Linked DNA regions of Homo sapiens: region 1 is linked to region 2. The links are chromatin loops, found by intact Hi-C in ENCODE. Cell type or tissue: gastrocnemius medialis. All regions are shown on one strand. Links, peaks and the distances in the headings refer to the core of each region. The heading gives the core; the rest is flanking DNA. Region 1 has its middle 8.8 kb from the start of TP63. Region 2 has its middle 110 kb from the start of TPRG1-AS2.

Region 1 (8,000 bases), core at 1-8,000, 270 kb after region 2:
GGTAAGTGCCACCCTTGGCCTCTGTTCTTGAGGGTAGAGGGGCATCATTTACATGGATATTAACAGTCCCAGGTCTATGACCACCTCTCCTACCCCCAGCTCTGAGACACAGAGGAGAGCCAGGATTGAACTTAGTGATCCTGTTACCCTTCCAACTAGCAAATTCCTGATGTCCTTAGTGAATCTTGATGACCTTCGAGTGTCCACTTGGCTCCCTCATCTAACATAGTCTTCTGGTGAATTTTCTGGCTTCATATTATATATCCATTCTAGCCATGTCCTCTTCCCTCAGCCTCTTTATTTCTTATCTACCGTCTTGTAGGGAAACCCATGAAATTTCTCTTCATTTAGCATTGATCATCACTTTTTCCAGACTTTTTCAAGCCACCCTAGCTGTGAGCTTGCCCTATGCACGGTGGTTCTTAACAGGGTGTTAAAGCCCACGTCATAAGAAAATGCCCCCAAGTCAATAAACTGTTTCCTATGTGGACTTATTTTTTAGTCCCCTCAATCAAGTACCTGCAAAAATCAATTTCTAGGGATGTCCATGGCTTCTGCTGATACATGCTAGCTAATTCTGGCAACTCTTTGGTATATTATTCATGCTTTACTTTATCATGACCAGTACGTCTTCAGCTGAGCTCTGCTGGAAATTAGCACTGTCTGGGACCTGGCAGCCCAAAAAGGAAGTAAAAGCATTTGAGAGGGGGGATATATGTTGCTTTATGAAGTAATGCCTCTGCGATGTCTTTCAGTGTGAGGGAAGCACTAGCTCTTACTAGGAAAGGGTGGTCCATCTCCATAATCTCTGAGGATTTAGGAGAGTCTGCAAAACCAACTTATCAGGGGTATCCACTTAATGCCCCTATCTATATTTCCAGGTCTCAGGTGTTTCCAACCAGCCTTAGCTAAACATTCAAATGTCTCTAGAGCTCTCTGACTCTAACTACCACATTTTCAGTGGGCTGCTTAGCTTTGTTTTTGCAAAGAGGGCCTTGTCTTTTTGTAAGACACCAAAGATGTCCTCTGACTCTCACACTTAGCCTTTAACTGCTTGTTAAGAGCCCTAAGTTTTTCAATATCCCTCTTCAAGGTATCAGTACAACTTAGCAGTAACCATAAAGCTCTGCTATCCTTGTAGGTGCTGTTAAGAACCATATCTGTAGGCACTGTTCCCACCATAACTGCCAAAAGCCCGAATCTGAGGACCTACAAGCATCTCTCCCTCCAATAGATGTTTTTCCAGATCAACCTCAGTAAATTGTATAGCAATCATGCCTTCTCCTTCAGCCCCAAACTGTCCAAAGTCCACGTACTTCAGGAAGCCATCCTATTTGCTTGATAAGGGAGTGGGCCAGTCCCAAAACCCCCATTTCGTTCTCCACTCTTGGACCTCTCTCAGGACCACTTGCGTCACTTTGTGTACTCAAAGAAGCAGAGCTAAAGAAGGGATTGGGTTTACAAAAGATGCACTAGTGAGAATGCCTGTGGAGGATAATGAAAAAAAGAGCGGAAGAAGGGGGGCACTTCAGAGTGTAAGAAAAACTCTTGGCTGGGTGTGGTGGCTCATGCCTGTAATCCCAGCACTTTGGGAGGCCGAGGCGGGCAGACCACGAGGTCAAGAGATCGAGACCATCCTGATCAACATGGTGAAACCCCATCTCTACTAAAAATACAAAACTTAGCTGAGCATGGTAGTGTGTGCCGGGCGTGGTGGCTCACGCCTGTAATCCCAGCACTTTGGGAGGCCAAGGCGGGCAGACCATGAGGTCAAGAGATCGAGACCATCCTGAACAACATGGTGAAACCCCATCTCTACTAAAAATACAAAATTTAGCTGAGCATGGTAGTCCCAGCTTCTCGGGAGGCTGAGGCAGGAGAATCGCTTGAACCTGGGAGGCGGAGGTTGCAGTGAGGTGACATTGCACCACTGCACTCCAGTGTGGCGACAGAGCAAGACTCCATCAAAAAAAAAACAAAAAAAAAAAACCTCTCTCTGACAGCCATGAGGTAGAGGAGAAAAGAAGAGAATTCAATAGAAATAGTTTCAGATTGAAAGCCATTTCAAGGAAGATTTGTCCAGGCTAATGAGGCATTCTTGAGTCAAAAATCACGCATCAAAGATGTCCCATGTGCTGCCAGCACGGGCCTTGTTTGTAGCCCTACTAGGTTCAGTCCTTGGTTGGAAGCAGCCCAGAAGTGTGGCCTCAATAAATGTGACAGCAGAGTGAATCCAAGGAGCAGTGCATGAGGCTGCCATCAACTGTGCATTCCACTCTCTTAGCTCCCACACTCCGTACCACACATCTTTCATGATGGCCATTTTTTTTCTTGAACCAGAGGTTGTCCACAAGACAGTTCATCAGGAAATTGAGACACATTCTCTTAGCTTTCATTCATCTTGGCATAATATTTTTCACTCATCTATTACGCACACCTTTGAAAGAAAATGGCTTTCACCTGTATAGTTTTTATAGGGTAGAACCATCTAAGACACTTTCTTTCATGTACATTTATCCCATGACTAAAGCTTCTCCAGGAAAGTATTTGTAATGGTTATTTCTTGTAGGTTAATACAAAAATGATGCCCATTGACTGTGCAAAATTTGAAAACTACAGAAAAGTATAAAGAAGAAAATATTCTTTTCACTCCATAATTCAGAAATAATTACAATTAGGAGCTTATGAATTTTCTTTCTTTTCCTTTGCCTTTGTGATATGGAAAATCTACATTTTCCATACCATGGAAATACACTGCATAGATTGCTTTGCTTCTTCTATTAGATGATTTATTTTTGGTTTTAAAAATAATTTTTTACCTTGATTATGTAGAAGACATTAGTAAGAAAAGAAGAAAATTAGAGAATAAACTTGACCAATAAATATTCTCTGTATATACATACATATATATACACACATACACACATGCATACTTATATACATATTTATTATACATGTTACACTATAGTATATTTTATATATAGAGAGAAATATACACATATGAATATAAGTAAATATGTACATTATGTGCAATATATACATATACACATATACACATAAATGTGCATATATGCATACATATCTATATAAATATTATCACTCTATATTTATTCTCTCTCTTCTCATATTTCCCTCTCTATGTATACTCAGGGTCTTGATCTGGAAAAGAAGGATTTTTTTTTACTTTGAAAATATTTGTTGCAATTATTATAACAATACTAATGGTAATTCAGTTCCATGGGGAAAATTATTTATACTATTCAGAAGTAGAATATAAGAGATAACTGAAGAAGAATTCAGATGGATTAAATAAATCAGTAGCAGAGCAACAGAATAATGTACTAACTAACCAAAGACAGTGAAGGTTAGTTGTGTTTTCAGACTGAGGCTATTCCTGCAAGGTAGCACTTTAAATTTACCTCGTAGAAACTTGACACAGAGATGTTGCTGTAAACAAGACCTACTCAGGGGTCACCCCGTGGGGATTCCCCTGTAAAGATGCCCTGAGAATCATGTCCATCCCACAGAAGCATTTGATCAGTGCATCCACCCCCACATGCTTAAACGGTGCGCACGCCCCAGATTTCAAAATAAGCAGAGTTAACATTCTTGACTCCTGGCCCAAATGTGGATGCCCGCCATGAGCTCATGCCTTCCTTTGTGGGCTGGCATTCGCAGGGCTTATGTTATCCTGCTAACTGGACCAGGAAAGAGACACTGAGGGACATGTGCTGGAAACCATGCATACGTAGGACTCTGAGATTTTTGACTGCGCACAAATGTATTATGAATCTTTTTGAGAGTCAAAAGCAAAAATGTGGTCATAAATGTCAGGGAAATGGGTTAATTTGAGATCAGATCCTGGCTCTACCACTATCTGGCTGAATGATTAATGCAGAGTCACCAACTATCTCTTCCTGTGTGAAATGCAGTTAACCTAACTTGGCTATTTCCTAGGGTTTTTAGTAGTTATCTAAATAGGTAATGGACATAAAATATTTAGTAAGTGGCAAGCTGTATAAAAATTCTGGTTTTGAAGATGCAATATAAAGAGGAGAGATCTTTGTTTTATTTATCTTTATTTTCCTAAATCCCGTCTCAACACCAGGCATACCATAGGCATTTAATTAATGTTATTTCATTGAGTGGATGAATTGGGTTTGGGAGTTAGAGCTGGGTCCATTACAGGCCACAGCGGCTGATGGTTATTTCATCGTGTGATTGTAAGTTTGTTTCTTAAGCCGTCTGAGTCTTAGCTTCCTCACACATGAAATGGAGGTAATGACACCACTTGTTCTAGCCATCTACTTCGCATGACAGTTGAGATGTTGCAATGAGATACTGTCTGTGAAAGTGTTCTGTACGATAAACCACGATACAAAGCCTTGTTATTTTTAAGTCATTCTGATTTCTAAGATTTTTTTTCTAAGTAAATGATCTCTAAATTTCTTTTTAACTTTCAGTATGGCTAATTTTCAAAAAGAGAAATTGATAAATGTCTCTCTAGCCCCTCTTTTGTGAGCTGTGTTCCCTAGGTAAACACTATATTTCAAGAAGCTACACCCCCAAAAGAAATCATTTTGCCATAGGCTTTGAAATATACACATTGGGCTTTTGTTTCCTTGTCTCAATTGCATCTCCTTGCCTTCCAGAAATTGTGGCTTTTATGACTTCCTGATGATCAGTACCAAATCAACAAGGCACAAATTTGTGAATCTATGTCTGAAAGAGAGGTTCAGCAACAGCTGTCTTATGGGCTCAAACTAACCAAGGGAAGGTAAATAAGAATGCTTCATTTTATTATCTCCCACCTACACACATGCTTCATGAATACTGTAAACATATTCTTATTGCATCAGTCTTCATCAGGTTACCAGATATTTCAAACCAAAAGCCCAGTAGGCAAACTGATCATTACTAACTTGGGGTCACAGCCATGCCATAGTTATCCTTTTGTCTATGAAGTTGAAGATGATAAAAGGAAAAGAAGATCATTCTTGATTCTACTGGGATCTATTTGAGCATAGGAAATGGATTTTGTTGATCAACTTGTTACCAATGGCCCCTAGCACACTGATGGGGACACAGAGGAGGTCCTAAAAGAATATTCATGTTGAATCCATTAATCAGCTATCAAATCAATGAGTGCTATGTAGTCTTGTGAGAGAATCACACTGAAACCCCACTAGGAATTTAGGTCCCATCACAACATCATTCACTGTAATGTATTTGCAATAAGCAATCAACCAAATGCATTATAATCAGAGACCAGACACACTAAAGGTCAATTTATTTGGAAGACTCAGTATGTATTATGTTTCCTTTTATTCGTTCAAAACCTAGAGTGTGCTATGTATAACAACAGTCAAAGCTATTATTGTGGGTAAAAAATAAATAAATAAATATAAGTCCTCTTACACTGGCTGTTTAGAAGTTCACAGATAAATTCATGGCGCTTTAGCACAAGTATGGAACTTCACATTATACAGTTTGTGAATAAACACTATCTTTGATTTTTGTCTTATTTTACTTACCATTGATGTTTATGCTGAGTATTAATTTCCTCATATACCTACATATGTTTTTGAAATTATTTAGAAATCCATAGTTATGGTAAAAAGCATATATTAATGCCATGTACCATATTAACTGCTTTTAAGTGTACAGTTTCATAGTGGTAAATATATTTACATTCTTTTGCAGCAGATCACGTAAATTTTTCATCTTGCAAAACTGAAACTCTATACTCATTAAGCTACCTCATTACCCTGTCACCCCCACCCCCATAACTTTACATATGTGTGGTTTTTAATGTTATAAGTATTTCACAAGCTAACTCAAATCATTTTAGAACAAAGTGATTTTATGTAGATAGAATAATAGATGAATCATATGTCAATATAGCCTTTAAGAAGTTTATACTCATAAAATCATAGACTCTTGGGGTTGAACAGAATCTTTAATATAATATATAACAGCCTTTCCTCCTGCAGCCCCAATCTAAGGCTTGATAGACATACTTGCTGTTTGCAGCACTACCCCATTTATTTTCCTACAGACACAAGAATAGTGATAAATTCTATTTCATGCATTCTCATCATAAATAAGCATATAATATGTGGTGCATTTATAATTGCATATGCTGAATAGAGAGGGGGTTTTGATTAAATATTGATGATATTAATTTCTCCACTCACATTTTTCATGGTTGGTAAAAAGGGAAAAGCATTCACATACTTCCCATGCCAATTACTGTAGGACATATTCATATTTTGATGTAGTCTCCAGCCATTGTTGAACCAACACACATGGGCAGGAGGTGTGCTCTTGGAAGCCATTCTACACCAGGATGAGTAGCAATAATTTAGCTATACATAAATGTAACTGCAAAACACATTAGTGTATCCTCTCAAACCCAAACTAAAAGTATTCCCTATTCAACTTCCTCTTAGTTGGACCCTAAAAAATCCCACAGCCACTCCATCACAACTCTCTTGAGGTAAAAGGTGATGAAAGGAGTATTGGAGTAGAGATGGATAATAATATTAAAATATTGCAGATACAGTATTTCACATTTGTCTATGTTACAATTTATGACAATGTAAACATATTGCTAAGGTACTTCCCTGGACCTTGGAAGGAACTCTGCAAATCTTGACATTTAAATGTTTTAGGTTCACAGTAAATCTGAAAGAAGGCCTGGGGAAAACCTGTTGGTAGGCGTTAAAAAGAGAGCAATTCCTGATATGATGCACTGAGATGGACACGGCATCACTTTTGTGATATTTCTGCCAAAAGTGCATTCAAACTAAACTAAGGTATTATCTACAAACAACTGGCCTGTGCTTTACAAAAATATCTGTGTTACGAAACACAAAGAAGACTGGGAAACTGTTCCTAATTAAAAGATACTAAAAAAAAAAGGACAACTGAATGCAACATATCATCCAAGATTTTTCCTTGGTGTAAAGGACATTATTAAGACAATTGTCAAATCTGAATAAGCAGCGTAGAATAGATGATATTTTATGGATATAATTTTTTAATTTCAATAATTGAACTGAGATCATGTAAGGTATTTCCTCATTTTAGGAAATACACACTGAGACATTTAGAGTAAAGGTGCAACATATCTGCAACTGACAAATGGTTCAGGGAAAAAAAAATCTGGGGAATGCCAAATAAGGACTTCCTGTGTTTCTTTCTTTATCTCTCACTCACGTGAGCTTTGAGCAAAGGAGGGGTGGGAGTGAGGAGCAGCCCCCACACAGCTGTTCAGGGATGTCTGGAAAAGAAGCCCACCCACATTGCTTCTGGACACTGGGTGTGACTTTGGAGGGTATCAGGTTTGTCTGTTAAAGAAACTGCCAACCTCTTCCTGCCCCAATTGGCCTCTGTTCCCTTGCATGCCCTCTTTCCTTCGGACACTCCCTTAAGGCATCTTCTTGACATTAACTTAACTATAAATGTTTATTTGATGAATTTCAGTGACCTGAAGAGAGATGGAGGTCAAATCAGAAGAAGCACATGGCTAAGGTTGCAATGCACTTGCTTTTTCATTGAATTAAAGTCATTCGAATACCATTCAGTTTACTTAAGTTCTAGGCCCAGCTTTACTCCTAATCGATGTCAGACTGTAGCAAATATTAGGTCCAAAGTTGGAAGAGTTAGCAGGATCCTCCCCATGACAGAACTTTGGCTTCCACTTTACTAAAATAGAGATTGTGTGGTTGAGCTGCAGCTATGTACAGAAAAGTGTCATACAATTAAAAATCACCAAACTCAGTCTCTTCAATTTGAGCAATAGTTGGTGAATTTACTCCACCACCTCCTCTCCTTGAAGGTTCTTTCCTGCTCTCCTCACTATAAATGCAGGATGACCTGGAAAGGCTAGGACCTGAGGTTCAGTTACCCTGACACAAAGGAATTCAGTTTCTCTGATCTCATAGTCACAGGCTGCCAGAGCTCTACGGAACATGCAAGATCATCTGCTTTAAGCC
Region 2 (9,642 bases), core at 688-8,687:
CAGTCTCCATGCCCTTAAGTTGGCCTCAGACACTTTTGGACAAACGAAAAAACTATTGTCATGCCATGAAGGTCTATACAGGACTTAGAAACAGGATCTTACCTCAGTTGCATATCATCTTCTTTTGAGTTTGCAACTTAGAGTTTACGTTTTGCAGTTATTTTTTTCTCCCAGAAATTTAATATTTCATACCCATTCACACAGCAAATGCTCTTTTTTTTTTTTTTTTTTTTTTTTTTGATACGGAGTCTCACTCTGTCACCCAGGCTGGAGTGCAGTGGCGTGATCTTGGCTCACTGCAAGCTCCGCCTCCCAGATTCACGCCATTCTCCTGCCTCAGCCTCCCGAGTAGCTGGGACTACAGGCGCCCGCCACCACGCCCGGCTAATTTTTTTGTATTTTTAGTGGAGATGGGGTTTCACTGTGTTAGCCAGGATGGTCTCAATCTCCTGACCTCGTGATCCTCCCGCCTCGCCCTCCCAAAGTGCTGGGATTACAAGCGTGAGCCACCATGCCCGGCCAGCAAATGCTTTTTTACTATTTACTATATATCAGGTGCTATATTAGTCACTATGGGATAATAAGTTAATGAGGACAATGTCCTGCTTTCAAGGAGCTCCTAGTAGGAGGGAAAATCCAAGACTCCAACAATAAGGATGTTGTGTGTTATATGCTAGAATAGATGTGTGATGGGATATGCTGGCAGTGGTAGATTTCAGAGAGTTGACATAGACCAAATTTCAGAGGCAATTAGGTATTAGACAAAGAAGTGAAGCTGGAAGACTGTTTCTGGTAGAAAGGGACACATGTATTAAGGTCTAGAACATGAAATAGTAGGAAGAGTTAGTATTTCAGGCTGGCTGGGGGAGAAATTGGTTGGATCTAGGGGGTCAGGGGTTAGAGATGGGGCTAGGTAGGCAGGATGGAGGCAGAGTACAGGAAATCTTGGCTAACCCAAGAGATAGAATTCTATCCTGAAAGTTGGGAGAGATATTCAAAGATTTTAAAGCATGGAAGTGATCATTCAGACTTCAGCTTTTAGAAAAGTGAGAAATAAAAATAACCTAGAAGCAATCGCTGCAAATGGGGGAAAAAAAAACACTAGAATCCAGGGTCAGCTGTCATCCAAACCCCATTTGAATCCTGGTGATCATGCCCCCACCCCTCTCATTTTATTCCCCTTTGTTTCCGCTGACTTTATGGAGATATAATTGGAGTTTTGAAAAAAATGCATTTGCTCATGTAACCACCTCCCCAGTCAAGATCTAGAACATTTTTATTCCTGTAAAACGTTTCCTCGTGCTCCTTTGTAGACAGTCTATACTCATTTCCAGCACAAGATTTCTGTCACCATGAATAGTTTTGTCTCTTCCAGAATTTCCTATGAATGGAATCATACAGTATATATAATTTTTTTGTCTGGATTCTTTCACTCGCATATTTTTTTGAGGTGTATCCATATTGTGTGTATCAGCATTTTTTTTCTGTTATATTGAGGAGTGACAGTCCATCACACAGTTATACCAAAATTTATTGATCCATAACCTGCTGATGAAGGTAGATTATTTCCATTTGTGTCTTATTCTTTTTTTTAATTATTTTAAGGGAATTTTTTAAAATCTAGTAGAATCTGTTGAGTTGAGTGTCAGGTCCCTCATACACAAAGTAGTAAGTGTAACTTGCTGCGGTTTTGAAGGACAATTTGGCAACACCTATTAAAGCTTTAAAATGTTTATTGTCTCTTTTTTTTTTTTTTTTTTTTTTTGAGATGGAGTCTCGCTCTGTTGCCCAGGCTGGAGTGCAATGGCGTGATCTTGGCTCACTGGAACCTCTGCCTCCCGGGTTCAAGCGATTCTCCTGCCTCAGCCTCCCAAGTAGCTGGGACTACAGGTGCCCACCACCACGCCCGGCTAATTGTTGTATTTTTAGTAGAGACGGGGTTTCACCATGTTGGCCAGAATGGTCTCGATCTCTTGACTTCGTGATCCTCCCACCTCGGGCTCCCAAAGTGCTAGGATTACAGGCGTGAGCCACTGTGCCCGGCCTATTCTCTCTTTACTTAGTTATTCTACCCTTTAGGATCTATCATACGAAATATCCCAACAAATATGTAAGGGCATTGGTACAAATGTATTTGCTCAACATATTTTTATAATTCTCTATATTTTTTCCTCTGAAAAGTTTCATTTGTTCTATACAGGGTTATCTTCTGTGTCCTTATCTTTTATTTTTTTCTGGTGATAAACTTTGTTGGCTGTCCTGTATGAAAATTTAGGAAAGAGTGCATGTTTTCAATATAATAAATTGAGTAATCCCCAGCTTATTATCCAAAAAAACTAGTTATCTATATAGGTATTTGAATTTACATTGTAATTATCTGAAAGTTTTGATTATTTCAGAGTTGCTAACTTTGGCCTTTCTTTTCCATTTATAATTCTGAATTTGAACAGAATGTAAGAAATCACTTGAAAGCTCCTTTAAAATGTCATTGTTTCTTACAATTCTCTTTGGCATCCTGGGACACCTCATTGTCACGTGGGGCTTTAGCCAAATGCCTTCTCAGAAAGGGTTTTGGAGACATCTAATGAGGTCTCTATTAATGACGATTAAGTGGTCATTGAAGTTATTTTTGTTTCATATTTGATGGAATTTAGTCATAGATCAAGCAAATGTCCTCTACAGAGAAAGGCTAAGCAATAGCAGAGCACTGGGTCCAAGGATGCTCTGTCCATGTATTGGTGTTTACACTCTCCAGCTGTCCACTGGAGCTCACATGGCCAGAACTACAATGTTGGCTGAATCTATAAAATACAAAAGCTTTAAGGCAGATGCCCAGCTCAATGAGATGAATCAAAGTCAAACCCTACTATTAGGAAAGTCTAGATCTGAAATTGGGTATTCTACTTATTCATTCATTCATACATTCATGTATTTATAAATTCTACTTTTATGCGAAAGCACTTCTAGATTCTGGGCCATGAGAGTAAAATAGGAATGGATCATTCTTTGACCTTTAGGAATCACCTGTCTAATAAGAGAAATGAAACAGGCGAGTAACCACGACAGTAATATTGAATCCTTATTATGTATTGGGAATCATGCCAAGTATTTCATATTATTTTTATGATTTAATCCTCACAGCAGGTAATATGATTCTGTTTTACAGAAGAGAAACCTGAGGTCTAGAGAAGTCAGTCAACTTACTCAAAGTAACACAACCAGTAAGAGGCAGAGCTAGGACTTAAACCCAGACAAATGGACCCAAGGACCCATGTTTTTAACCTCCCCACTCTGCAGCTCCTGAAAAGAATGTTGGAATTTCATAGGTGTGCTGGGCAGTTTGAAAGTAGAAGTCTTTCTAGAGGCTTTGGTAAGGGTGTGGCCAGCAATCCAGGATAGTCTCAAATAATTACTCATTGTTTTCCGCATGTATCACAAGTTCTTTCACACTTTTCTGCTTTTGCTGCGTCAACTCTAGCTGAAATGTGTTCACATCTGTAGTCTCCTTATCAAATTCTACTTGCCCATTAAAGTGGAGGTCAAATGGTGTTTATTTCATGAAATTCTTCTTGAAACCTACCGTCAGAATTGTTTTTTTTTTTTTCTCTGCATTCTATCACTATCACCAGTTACTTGTAGCCACAGTTTATTTTGCCAGATATTAGAGTTGACTTTTTACATATTTATTCTTTCTGTGCCTTTCTGAGTGCAAACCGAGTATTGTTCATCTCTTATGAATACAGGGCGTGGTAGTTGCCTGCTGAGTAAGTGAATAACCTCATTTGTCAGTTTGTGCAGAAGTAGGTGTACTATGACCTGCTAGAGTGCTCACTAGGGGTTAAATATTTCCAAGACAGAGTCTGGAATGAAGTAGTTACATTTTTCTTGAAGAATCATTATCTGTCTTCAGGTAAAGTGCTTCCTCATCCTGACATGTCCTGAAAAAAGAAATTTTTTATTGGATCCAGCTTTCTTCCTTCTCCCTTCTTTATAGGAAAGAAGAGCCAGCTTAAGGCCGGTTGTACAAAAGCAGCTGAGGTGGCAAGAACTGATCATAAATGTTACAGACCAATGTTTACCTATTTCTTTTTTTCGAGACAGGATCTCACTCTGTGACCCATGCTGGAGGGCAGTGGCAGAATCATAGCTCACTGCAGCCTCAACCTCCTGGACTCAAGTGACCCTTCCACCTCAGCCTCCTGAGTAGCTGGGACTATGGGTGTGTGGTACCACACCTGGCTAATTTTTTATTTTTTGTAGAGATGAGGTCTTCCTGTGTTGTCCAGGCTGGTCTTAAGCAATCCTCCCACTTCTGCCTTCCAAAGTGCTGGGATTATAGGCATGAGCCCCGCCTGTTTCCCTATTATAACCTCCCAAAAGCCCAGAAACATCCCCATAGTCTGGTATATAAATACTTCTTTCTCAGCAACAATTTTATTCCACCACATTAAGGAATACAACCATTGAGATTTTTCCCAGCGTTCTCTGCCAAGGAGATTGAGAGGATCCCCAGAGCTCACAGAACTGCCTCAGTTTATGGGCCCAAATATAGGCTATTGTCATTTCTCTGACTGTTTGCACAGAGTCTTGGAGAGATAAATTGATTGTGCACGATCATAGGAATATTTATTAGGACTTTGTTGAATTAACTCCCTCAAATCACATGGAGCTAAATTAAAGTTACTAGGCATTGCCTATTATTTTAGAATTTAAATCATAGTCAGTTCCTTCTTTCATACAAGAGCTCAGAGAGAAAATTTTGAAACTAAAAACACAGATGAATAAGAATGGGTAATTTTTATGAAGCAAGGGGTTAAGACAATAAAAGAAGGCCTTCGTTTCTGGCTTCCCTGTCACCTAAAGTCCTGTTGCATCAGGCGGTCTCCCATCTCAGCTACAGTATTAAGTTAACTACAAGCTACCCAGAAAGCTACATCTATTTCAAGGTTGTAGCCCTGGCTGTGCCTTTTATTTTTTTAAATCTGAAGTGTTGGGAGGAGAGGGGGTTCAGCAGGGTGGGGAGATAGAAGTCAGAGGGGAAGGGGGGTTATTTCAGGCCTTGCTTCTCTAAGCCTTCAATGTCTGAGCTCCAGGACAGACCTTCCTGTTGTGAAATACTGGACCAGTTGTTGCCCTCTGAAGATAAACAACATTCCAGCAGCTCCCCTAGAGCTACCCGAGGCCTTGTGCTTTTTAACATTTCCCTGGCCCTACAGTGATCCAGGAGCTGAGGATTACTGCACTACCTGCTGCAGCACACACAGCATTAGCTTTGTGGTCTCTGTGCTCTTAAGCTGGGTTATGGTAATGAATCCAGGGTGAAATCTGGGTGCCTCTGCCTGCTTGTTAAACTGATGAAACACTAACATCTTTTGTGTAGTTTTGGAAGCCCAAGCTGTGCTGATTGGAGGTGGTAAGGACAGGGCTCTCTGCCCTAATGTGTAAGGTTTCTGTCTTCATTAAAGTTTGAGGCTGAATCAAGACTCACTGGGGTCACGTAAGGGCAATTTTGCAAACCCAAGGCAAGCTGTTAACAAAATCAACCTGGGCCAATCATCAAAGGGTTGGACCTAAGGTTGCTATACTCAATAGAACAAGCATTTTAAATAAATTTCTCGTAAGTTGTTGCTTTCTTTATGTGGTGGGTGTGGCTTTAAAGAGCACAAAACCACAACAAATCAAAGAGTAGCTCGGGCTTGTCTTTTGCTTTATGGCTGAGGGTTTGAAGGATGATTCATGGACTTGTGAATGCCAGCCCCAGTCCCGGCTTAGGTCTATCTGCCAATACCACCAGGGCCAACAAATTCACGCAACAAATTCTCTCATTTTTTACAGTTTATCAGTTGCACTCATAGTTATTGTCATAATCACTCCCCACAGTAACCTGTAAGGCATATAAAGTAGCTATTTTAGTAAGATAAATGATATTTTATATATGTTATGATAAGATAAATCTTATCATTTTAAGAAGAAACTGAGGCTCGGAGAGATGAAATGACTTCCTCAGTTGCTAACGCTGTATAAGTAAACAATTTTAATTTTTTTTGGCATTGGGTATTATTTCACCTTTTGTATGTGTATATGTCTGATTGCTAATTTAGTGGGTTAAGATGAGTGTCAGGCTGACATCTAAGATGGCCCCTAGTAGTTCCTGCTTCCTTTACTCTCTCTCTCTTTCTCTCTCCATATATATATATATATATATATATATATATATATATATATATATATATATATATCTGTGTTATGTTTACTATCAGGTGCTGGAAGCTGCAGCATGGGATAGCAGGAACAAAAATTCAGATTAAAATATTGAATATAATATTTTCAGTGAAAAACAAAAATTCACAGCATAATGAAAGATGAATAAAAAGAAAAATGGACTTTTTAAATCATTAATAAATTAATACACAATTATAACTGAATCTTCTTAATAAGATTATTGCTTGGCACGCTTAATTGTTGAAACAATGACACAAGAGTAACAAATTACAAGAAACTGAGAAAATAAATAATAATAACAAAAAGATTTTTGTATTCATTGAAGTTAAATGGTCATCGATTTCTTGGTCATCAAAACAGTTAAAGAGAGCAACATCTCCAGTACGATGGCAGGTTCACATTATAAGAAGCAGGAAAATATCAAAAAAGGAAATAACTATAACCATAATAAAAATGCCTGATGTAAAATGCTATATAGTTTTCAAAGCTATTCAATATAAATGATGCCTTTTCATCTTCACAAAAATTCTGTGATGTAGTAAAGGAAGCAGGGTTGAGAGTATTGTATCCATTGTGTTGGCATGGAAACCAAGGACCAGATGTGTTAAAAGTTAAAAGCCCAAGGTTATATAAATAGAAAAGAGAGTTGATAATCAGCTCCTGCATTTTTAGCTTTTGATTAGTTCTTGTGCATTTATATCTTGGCATTTTATGATAGCATGCATGTCCAAGGGGGTGTGTGTGTGCGTGTGTATGAACACATGACATATGGAGTTTTGATGGCCAATAAATATGGACATATGAAAAAAAGTAAAAGAATGGATCTTTGACATTTTAAGGCACCAGTGGAATAACTGCAAAATAATTTTGCTTTCTATTGAAAATCAATGCAAACTTTTCAGTTCAACTAGCATTTGAATAATTCAAGAACTGTGTTACTATAAATACTTCCTTTCTCTTTTGGCTATTTAAAAATGTTTTGTTTGTTTTATTATTAAGAATATGAAGTCCCAGCATTTGTAAAACTTGCTTATAAAAAGAGGACTTTTGTCATTATAGAAAAAATCAATGTCCATTAAGTGTTAAATTTAACATAGTTATTTATATTGTATTTTTGAAATGTATTTTAAAGTGTGACATGGATGTAATCCCAACATTTTGGGGGGCTGAGGCAGGTGGATCACTTGAGCCCAAGAGTTCAAGACCAGCCTATGTAACATGGCTAAACCCTGTGTCCACAAAAAATACAAAAAAATTAGCCTGCCATGGTGGCATGCGCCTGTAGTCCCAGCTACCTGGGAGGCTGAGGTGGAAGAATCACCTGACCCAGGGAAGTTGAGGTTACAGTGAGCAGTGATCGCGCCACTGCACTCCAGCCTGGACAACAGAGTAAGATCCTGTCTCAAAAAAGAAAAAAAAAGTGATGTGGACTCATTAGACCATGAGAAAAAAGTGGTGTGTACTTATGAGACCATGAGTTCTACTTTGACAGAACAACATGATGAGAACTCATTTCACGTAGACAACTAGAAGGATGGTGTGGCACTTGGTGGTGGGGAATGAGTAGGGAAGGCAGCGATGGCCCCTGTAACTGAGGAGGCTGTAATAAAGGGGAAGTGGAGAGCCCTGACTCCTTTAAAGCTGACTGCCCAGGGCCAGTGGAATGAGCAGAAGTCAGTGCTTAGTGATTCCCTGGTCCATTTACAAACAGGAAAAAAAGGAGCCAGAGAAGAAAAAATAATTGCAGACACCAGGATGAACTGCTGTCTTCTGTGTTTTGTTCTCCCCTCCTCCCTCATTTGGAAGAATGACTAGGGCCCCACTACCTGTTCCAATCCACCTAGGACTCAGGGGTAAGAGGAGACCACATGAGTATTAGACTACTGCTATGACCTGAGGAACTGTCTCCGCCCCTTTTCATCTTTCCCAGAGCATGCTGAAAATTCTCCCGTAGCCTTCTGTCCTGTGACATGGACTGAGGCTTGATGACACATCTCTGTGATCCCCGACCTGGTAGCTGTGGTCTGTCATTGTGCTGTAACCCAAAATGCAACGTACTAGAACTCAGAGTTCTGTTTCTGCGCTTTCCACCTGTAAGATCCAGACCAGCTCCCTAGTCTCACATGGCCTCAGTTTTTTCATCCCTTAAGTGGGGTGTAACAATTCTTACCATGACACCTTCTCACATTTTTATGAGGATTAAATAAGATAGAGGGCACTCAGATTTACAAACTCTGAAGGACAGTGGAGGTATTAATTATCACCTTCTATTACCAGAGGAGTAAAGAATGGAGATTAGAAACTCAAGATCCACAATTAAACTAAGCTTACTCTAATTAGGCTACATTTTCCACTTGTACGCTGTTTGAATTCAGGTGTGTTGTGTAACCTTGCTATGTCTCAGTTTCTTTATTCTTCAATGGCAATAATAATAGTTCCTACCTCCTCACAGTGGATTATTTTGGGGGGTTAAATTAAGCAATGTCACAGTGGCTGAGATGCAGTAAGCAACCGACACATTTTTCTAATACTATTACTCTGTATCTACAAACTGACTGCTGTGATTCTGAAAGTCTGAAAGAGCACGGCCTTTCTGGAAGTTCAAGCAGGAATTCCCTACAGTGGAATAATTGCTTTGGTAATTTTCTGAGCTACATCTTAATTATCTTGGGGAATTTCATTATTCCCAAGGTTTAAAATGCAGTTATTTTTATAGTGGGCAGTAGAAATAAAAAAATCCAAAGAACTTTTTTCCTTTCAAATGTTTTCCTATTTGTGTATTGTCTTTAAACTTTTCAGGGACTATAATGAGGCTTTAAGAGAATAAATACCTATCAGGAAAAGGAGAAAAGCAGATTGGAAAGATCACTAGACTGAGTGTCTGGTCCTACATTTGCTCCTAACTCATTGTGTAATCTCCCACCTTAGGTCTCTTTCTTGAGAATTCTGGTTTTCCATTGATGAAATGAGAAGATCATGACCAGATTTCCTCAGTGTAAAAAACTGAAATAAAATGATAGTCATAGTAAAGCATCTAACACAGATTCTGGTACAGAGTCATTACTAAATACATAATTATTCTCTTTCTCCTATATGACGTTCTGTAATTTAAGAGTTGCGTCCCTTGGCAAAGTAAGATTTGATTTAGATGTGTTGAGATGTTTAACATAAGGGCAGAATCTAGTGGGAAAAGTCCCAGGAAATCAAAAGATGGTTTACTGAACTTAGATACTCCTTTCTAGTCTACCTCTAAAACAACTTCCTTAATAATAATGTTGTGACTTTTTTTGCAGTTGGAGCCATAACACTATTGGGTACAAAGCAGTAAGGACTGAATAGTTTTTCCCCAAGGTGGTGATTGGTATGTTGGTGCCATGTCATACAGAATGAGCCACCAGAGTCCTTTGGAAACCAGCGTGC

Evidence for each region. Peaks named below come from ENCODE experiments on the same cell type or tissue, not always from the same donor. Only the 100,000 strongest peaks of a DNase experiment are listed, where the experiment ranks them.
Region 1: it touches region 2 in a loop (2.2-fold over the local background); 2 of 110 quality-filtered maps call a loop at or near these places.

The regions. Positions count from the first base shown.
Region 1 is chr3:189,618,541-189,626,540 of GRCh38, forward strand. It overlaps a transcript of TP63 not described here. Among named protein-coding and RNA genes, the nearest start is that of TP63, 8.8 kb to the right of the region's middle. In gastrocnemius medialis, for the core only: no CTCF peak of the experiment used is centred there; DNase peaks (open chromatin) are centred at 3,541, 4,250 and 7,981; H3K4me3 peaks cover 758 bases; H3K27ac peaks cover 2,773 bases.
Region 2 is chr3:189,350,389-189,360,030 of GRCh38, forward strand. No RefSeq gene overlaps it. Among named protein-coding and RNA genes, the nearest start is that of TPRG1-AS2, 110 kb to the left of the region's middle. In gastrocnemius medialis, for the core only: no CTCF peak of the experiment used is centred there; DNase peaks (open chromatin) are centred at 5,106 and 5,760; H3K4me3 peaks cover 277 bases; H3K27ac peaks cover 1,931 bases.